2 separate regions of the Homo sapiens genome follow, and region 1 is linked to region 2. A link is a loop called in an ENCODE intact Hi-C map of the cell type or tissue named here. Cell type or tissue: B cell. All regions are shown on one strand. Each heading gives the region's core, and the rest is flanking DNA. Links, peaks and the distances in the headings are about the cores only. Region 1 overlaps CTNNBL1 (catenin beta like 1). Region 2 overlaps CTNNBL1 (catenin beta like 1).

What was found. A loop is a pair of places that touch in the nucleus more often than their neighbours do. Peaks named below come from ENCODE experiments on the same cell type or tissue, not always from the same donor. Only the 100,000 strongest peaks of a DNase experiment are listed, where the experiment ranks them.
Region 1: it touches region 2 in a loop (1.8-fold over the local background); 2 of 110 quality-filtered maps call a loop at or near these places.

Annotation. Positions count from the first base shown.
Region 1 is chr20:37,803,159-37,806,071 of GRCh38, forward strand. The region is part of intron 11 of CTNNBL1 (catenin beta like 1); the gene reads left to right. Among named protein-coding and RNA genes, the nearest start is that of VSTM2L, 99 kb to the right of the region's middle. In B cell, for the core only: no CTCF peak of the experiment used is centred there; DNase peaks (open chromatin) are centred at 953 and 1,663; H3K4me3 peaks cover 1,862 bases; H3K27ac peaks cover 2,500 bases.
Region 2 is chr20:37,756,412-37,759,324 of GRCh38, forward strand. It overlaps CTNNBL1 (catenin beta like 1), which reads left to right. Exons shown (of 16, transcript NM_030877.5): 5 at 1,148-1,245. Among named protein-coding and RNA genes, the nearest start is that of CTNNBL1, 64 kb to the left of the region's middle. In B cell, for the core only: no CTCF peak of the experiment used is centred there; a DNase peak (open chromatin) is centred at 1,380.

The sequences.
Region 1 (2,913 bases), core at 217-2,716, 47 kb after region 2:
TACCTTTTTCTTACTATTTTCTTATTTTTCATGAATGAAAAAGAGACCCCAGGTCACTGATAGCCTTTGTTGCACCAGTTCTCTGCTTGTTTGAATCCTGGTCATTCCATTTCCTTCTGGACTGTTAATAAGTCTGTGTGTGAGGGTTTTGTTTTCTTCACTATAATTTGTAGCGAGGTGTCTCTCTGATGGAAGACCCTTTTGAAAAGAGTAATGAGGTGGCAACACATGTCACCTCCAGAGTGGTGCTTTCATGTATTTCTGTACTAAAGTATGATTCAGCCAACATCAGGAATTGCCGAAATAAACTATTTATAGCCCAGATTCCCCTTTTATGTTTCTCCTCCCTGATGGTGCACGCTCCCAGCAAAATGCTGCCATGAATTGTGACGCTGTAACCAGAGTAGTTACTGCTAGGCCAGTCTCTTCCTGCTGTTGTCTAGTGGCCTGCTGCAGCCCTCTCCCCAGTAAATAGCCACAGTGCAATCTGGAAGGCCAGGGATTTATGAGCATTGACAGTTCTGCTGGAGGCTGGCAGACACTTGCACCAGGGAATTTACATGGTTGGATGGTTATTTTAAAGTGTGGGGAGCGGGTGGAGAGGAGTGGGGAGGTAGTGTGTTGAGAGAGGAGCAGAAGCTGAGCTGACTGGCTCATTTGGCTGTTTTCTCAGAAGCAATGTTCGTCCCATGGTTTAGGAGGCTTTTTTTTTTGTCAGTGCTTGGTGGAATTGGCATGGGTATCTGCAGGATCTTTTGCATTCCTCATCCTCATAGACGAAAGTTTGAGAACTCCCGCCTCTCTCTTTTCCAGTTGACTTGGCTTAGTCTCTCCCAACTTGGAGTGGCTAAAGGGAAGGTGGTGTGACCTACCTTCAGTGGTTATCTTCAGTGATATCTTCTCTATCAAATCAACTCTCCAGAGACAACAGGAAATCTGGCTGGAGCAAAAGAGGAACTGGCCTTGCAAATACTGTGGCCTAGAGACCTGAGAACAAGTAGAGACTTCAGTTTAACTCATTTTGACCAAACACTAGCTATAAATATGTTAACCCCGTGCTAGATTTTCCCCACTGAAAATTCAGCAAAATGAGTCCCTGGGAGAGGGAATGGAGGGGGTCCTGGAGGTCTAGGAGATAAACTTTTCAGACAGTCAACATTTAGTGAAAGCCTGCCACTTTCCTGGCCCGGCTGCACTATTCGCTATCATATTTAAAACTCACAACCTATGAAGTATTGGTGGCATCCTTATTTTTTTTTTTAGAGGAGATGAACTGGGAAGGCAGCCGAGCTGTGGGTTCTACAGCTAACTAGGTGTGCGACTTTGGAACCTTGGCTTAACTTCCCTTCACTGCATTTTCCTTTCTGGTCTGTAAGATGAGGGAAGTGGACTAGTGAACTAGAAGCTCTGATAGCCACACCTTCAGATTCTCAGGAACAAGCCCTGGTTGTCAGGGTTGCCTGTGAGCCAGGAAGCTCCTCAGGGTGGATGCTGTGGCTGACCTGCTGGGTTCCACTGAGAGACCTGAGGCTGCATCTTGAGTGTGCTGGAACAGAGTGTGAAGGAAAACAGCCCTTAGCAGGCTCCTGCTCTGCGGTCATGGCACTGAGAAGAGGAGGAAGTGACAGATTCAGTGAGCAGCTGCTTTTCTTCTGAAAAATGTGCCCGGTGGCGTGCTGGTAACAGTCCATTTGCTTTAGAGTAACCGCATTAGGCATGTGATAACATTATGTTAGTGAGGGCAATGGCTTGGTAAGACGTCTCCTAGAAGGCATGTTCAGGCTGTAATGGCTGGGGAGGATGAGCTCTGCATCCTGAGCGGACCAGTACCCAGAGAGCAGAAGTGAACTCCAAGGAGAAAGCACAGCCCTCCACTCCTGCCACCCCTGCCAGCTGCTGCCACTCCTACAAACCGGCCTTCGGCCATGAATGGCAGAGTGAGAATGGAGGCAGAGCAGAGCAGTGCGCACTGTGCAGGGTTTCTTTGTCCTGTCCTCTGGGTAAGACTGTGCTCTTTGTTGGCCTCCGAGTGCCAGCCCTTCTCACGTAAGTGGGCCAGATTTGTGTGCTAAGCTAGAGCACAGTGGCCTCAGACCATCAGGAATACTGGTGGGCATGCCCAGCTCATTCCTGCCCCCGGGCTTCCAGCATGCTCTTCCCTCCATGTGCAGTGATTTTTCTCCACCCTGTCTGCCTGGCTATCTTTTAGTTGTCCTTAGTCCTTAGTTTTGTTTTTTGTTTTTTTTTTTCCTTTTTTTTTTTTTTCCCTGGCCTGTTGCCCAGGCTAGAGTGCAGTGATGCGATCTCGGCTCACTGCAGCCTCTGCCTCCCAGGTTCAACCGATTCTCCTGCCTCAGCCTCATGAGTAGCTGGGACTACAGGCGCCCACCACCACACCCAGCTACTTTTTGTATTTTTAGTAGAGATGGGGTTTCACCATGTTGGCCAGGCTGGTCTCGAACTCCTGACCTCAAGTGATCCGCCCACCTTGGCCTCCCAAAATGCTGAGATTATAGACAGGAACCACTGTGTCCGGCCTGGTCCTTAGTTTTGATGTCTCTTTCTCAGGGAAGCATGTCATGAACCCGTAGACTAGGATAGAATCTTCTGTTCAGTGGACTCTTGGTCTCAGGACTCTGCCTTCATAGCCCTTGAAATTATGGAACCAATGGCCTTGTCCCCTCTAGATCCCATTGCCTGGTCCCGTGGTGCTTGGCATGTGATAGATGCACAGTAAATGTTTCTTGACTGTGTGAATGAACAACCATTTCCCTGAAAGGCTCATTGAGGACAAACATGGGTTTGGGGCTTTCCTCAGAAACCTACAAGGTTGAAGTCAATACAGTTGATTTCAGTTCAGATTGATGGTTGTCAGTCAGTCATACACCTAGAGTGAAGGGTCTTTCATCCAGC
Region 2 (2,913 bases), core at 301-2,800:
CTCTCTCTCTCCCCCGTTGTGTGTGTGTGCACCCGTGTGTGTATGTGTGTGTGTGTGTCTGTGTGTGTGTGTGAGAGAGAGAGAGAGGGAGTTTTAAGGTGAGGGAAAGGAAACTTATAAGTTTAGTTCTGCCACCCAGTTTCCAAATATAACTCTTTCTCTCCTTCATGTTTTCTTTTCTTTATACTTCCCTTTCTTTTCTTTTCTCTCTCTCTCCCTTTCTTTTTTTTTTTTTTTTTTCTTTGAGACAGGGTCTCACTCTGTTTCCCAGGCTGGAGTGCAGTGACACGATCATAGCTCACTGCAGCCTCGATCTCCTGAACTCAAGCAAGCCTCCCACCTTAGCCTCCCAAGTTTCTGGGACTACAGGCATGTGCCACCATGCCTGGCTGATTTTTTTTTTTTCTAAATGTTTAGTAGAGTCAAGGTCTCACTATGTTGCCCAGGCTGGTTTCAAACTCCTGAGCTCAAGCAGTCCTCCTGCCTTGGCCTTCCAAAGTGCTGGGTGTTATTACAGGCATGAGCCACTGTGCCTGGCCCTGTACTTCCCTTTCCTTTTCCTATTTTTGCACAATTTTAAATTCTGTATTCTTCCTTTTATATTCACAGCAGTGTGACATTTGAAGGGACAGAGGTTGGTGGGGACTAGCCCAATTCCATATAAATTTTTCCCTTTGTTTTCAACCAATTATATCATGTCCTGATCTCTGAAGACTCCTTGGTGAACATCAGCCACCTCTTCTCAGAAATTATTACTGCCTTCAAAGGTGAACTGTACAAGGTAGTTAAGATTATACTGAGTTTCAAGAATTTAAATTATGAGATGAGGTTGAGGGTGTTGGCCTATTTCTCACTGGAAGTGACTTCCCAGGCGATCTATTTAAAATTTTGAAATCTGTGAAAATTCAGTGAACCTGTGGACTAAGCAGCCAGGAAGGCAGCATAAGGCAAGAGACTGAGTGAGTCAGTTAACATTTAATGAACACCTGCTGTGGGTAGAACCTTGTTGAAGAGATGTTAATAAAACTGGAGTCTATTAAAGGTAGATGGTGATAAAGCAATTGATGAGGAAACGGAAGGGAATCAAGGATTAAGAAAAATACTGGTACCGTTTCAGTATGTGTGTTATACCCTTAACATTTTTCACATGTGTCCATAGCTGTGGTCGATTTGCTTCAGGAATTAACAGATATAGACACCCTCCATGAGAGTGAAGAGGGAGCAGAAGTGCTCATCGATGCTCTGGTAAGTTGCACATCCTCTGGGGTTTTGCAGGTTTGTATAAGTTGTTGGCATTGCCACCACCATCGTCTCGGAGAGTGGCCACCAGGTGGAACTCCACGGCAAGGCTGGAGTGTGGTGAGGCTGGAGTGAATAAGGAGAGTAAAAAAGTAGAGATGTGGCTGGGGCAGTGCTTTATGCTTTGGGACTGTGTCAGGTAGAGGCCTCGCCCTTATTAAGTCTCTGCTGTGGGCAGGGCCATTTCTCATTCTTCTCACCACATCCTCTCACATGGGCATTATTGCTATTATTTCCATTTACAGCCATGAAGCTGTGACTTAGGCCAAACAAATGGCCCATGGTCACACAGCCAGGATTTGAACCTGTGGTCTCCTAGACTCTATGTTTTCTGCCCCTTTCTTCCCTCCTCTCTTTTGTTGCTACTGACCTTTTTACAAAGAGCTTTCACAAATGTTTTTCTCATCTGGACTTTCTAATCCCAAGTGCCAGTGAGAACAGGTATTATTATTATTACTTATTTTACAGATAGGTCATCAGAGAGGAATTGGAGAATGTCGAAAATAAGAACAAACTTTATAGCTCATTGAGGCCAGAATGGCATTCCCTGCCTGTAGACGACAAGGCAGTTGATTTCTGCCATCTTTTGAGGAGCCTAGGCAAGGCCTCAGAATGTTCCTTAGCTATTGATCCACACAGCAGCTAACCCAGAGGAGTTGGTCTGTGAGGCGCAGCTGTGACCAGGTGCCAGCTAGGCAAACTGCCTTACATGTGAGGAAACCCAGCTGCAGAAGTGAAGCCTCCCGCTGGGTCGCTCAGCCCGTCCTGTGACAGCTGATAAAAGAGACTGCATGTTCTGATCCCCAACACAATTCTGTTTCCACTGCCCCAGATTCCCCAGTTCACTGGTGATCAGAAAGGGCCACAAAGCTGCAAAGGCACCCCAGCTGGCCAGCGGCAGAAGTGCATCTAGTCCAGCCCCTACCCTGATACCACCTGTGGAGCTCTGTCCACCTGCAGAGCTGTATCCCTCCTCAAGGCTCTGTGGATTGTTCTTCTTCTGTTGTTTCTCTTGTCTTTTCTCTCTGGTAAGAATGTTAGTATTGGTTTTGACTCAGTTAGCAGTTGATCAAAGATTACTCCAGCCACTAGTATTAGAAGCACCTGGGCTGCTTGTTTGGCTACTTTCTAGTCCTACCCAAGACCCACTGAATCAGAATGGCTGGGCCTGGGGTCCCAGATGATCCCGAAACCCCACTGCTACACTGCCCACCCCCTCCTCACCCTTTCTCATAATGTTCTCGACACTAGAAATTTCCCATGTGCCGTGCTTGCTGTTGGCATTTGGTGTGAATGAAGGGGTTGTGAACCCACTGGTTATGAAGAACTGGCTCTTACAGAGAGTGAGGCTAGTGTCCAGCAGGGCCATTTATGACCGAATATAATGAAAATTTCTATGGCCATTTTTCTTTCAGGCTCCTTTAGAGAGCAAACTGCTACTTTTGTAGAATTCAGGGCATTTATTTTTCGTTTGAACCACTGTGCAGAAAGAAGAGGATGATGTTGGGATGTCGTTTTGTTTTGAGGGGCGTCTGAGGAAAGACTGTGGCACTTGCTCCTACTCTGTGTCCCTGCAGTGTCGTTTGTGCAGTCTTACCTTCCAGAGGTTAATTA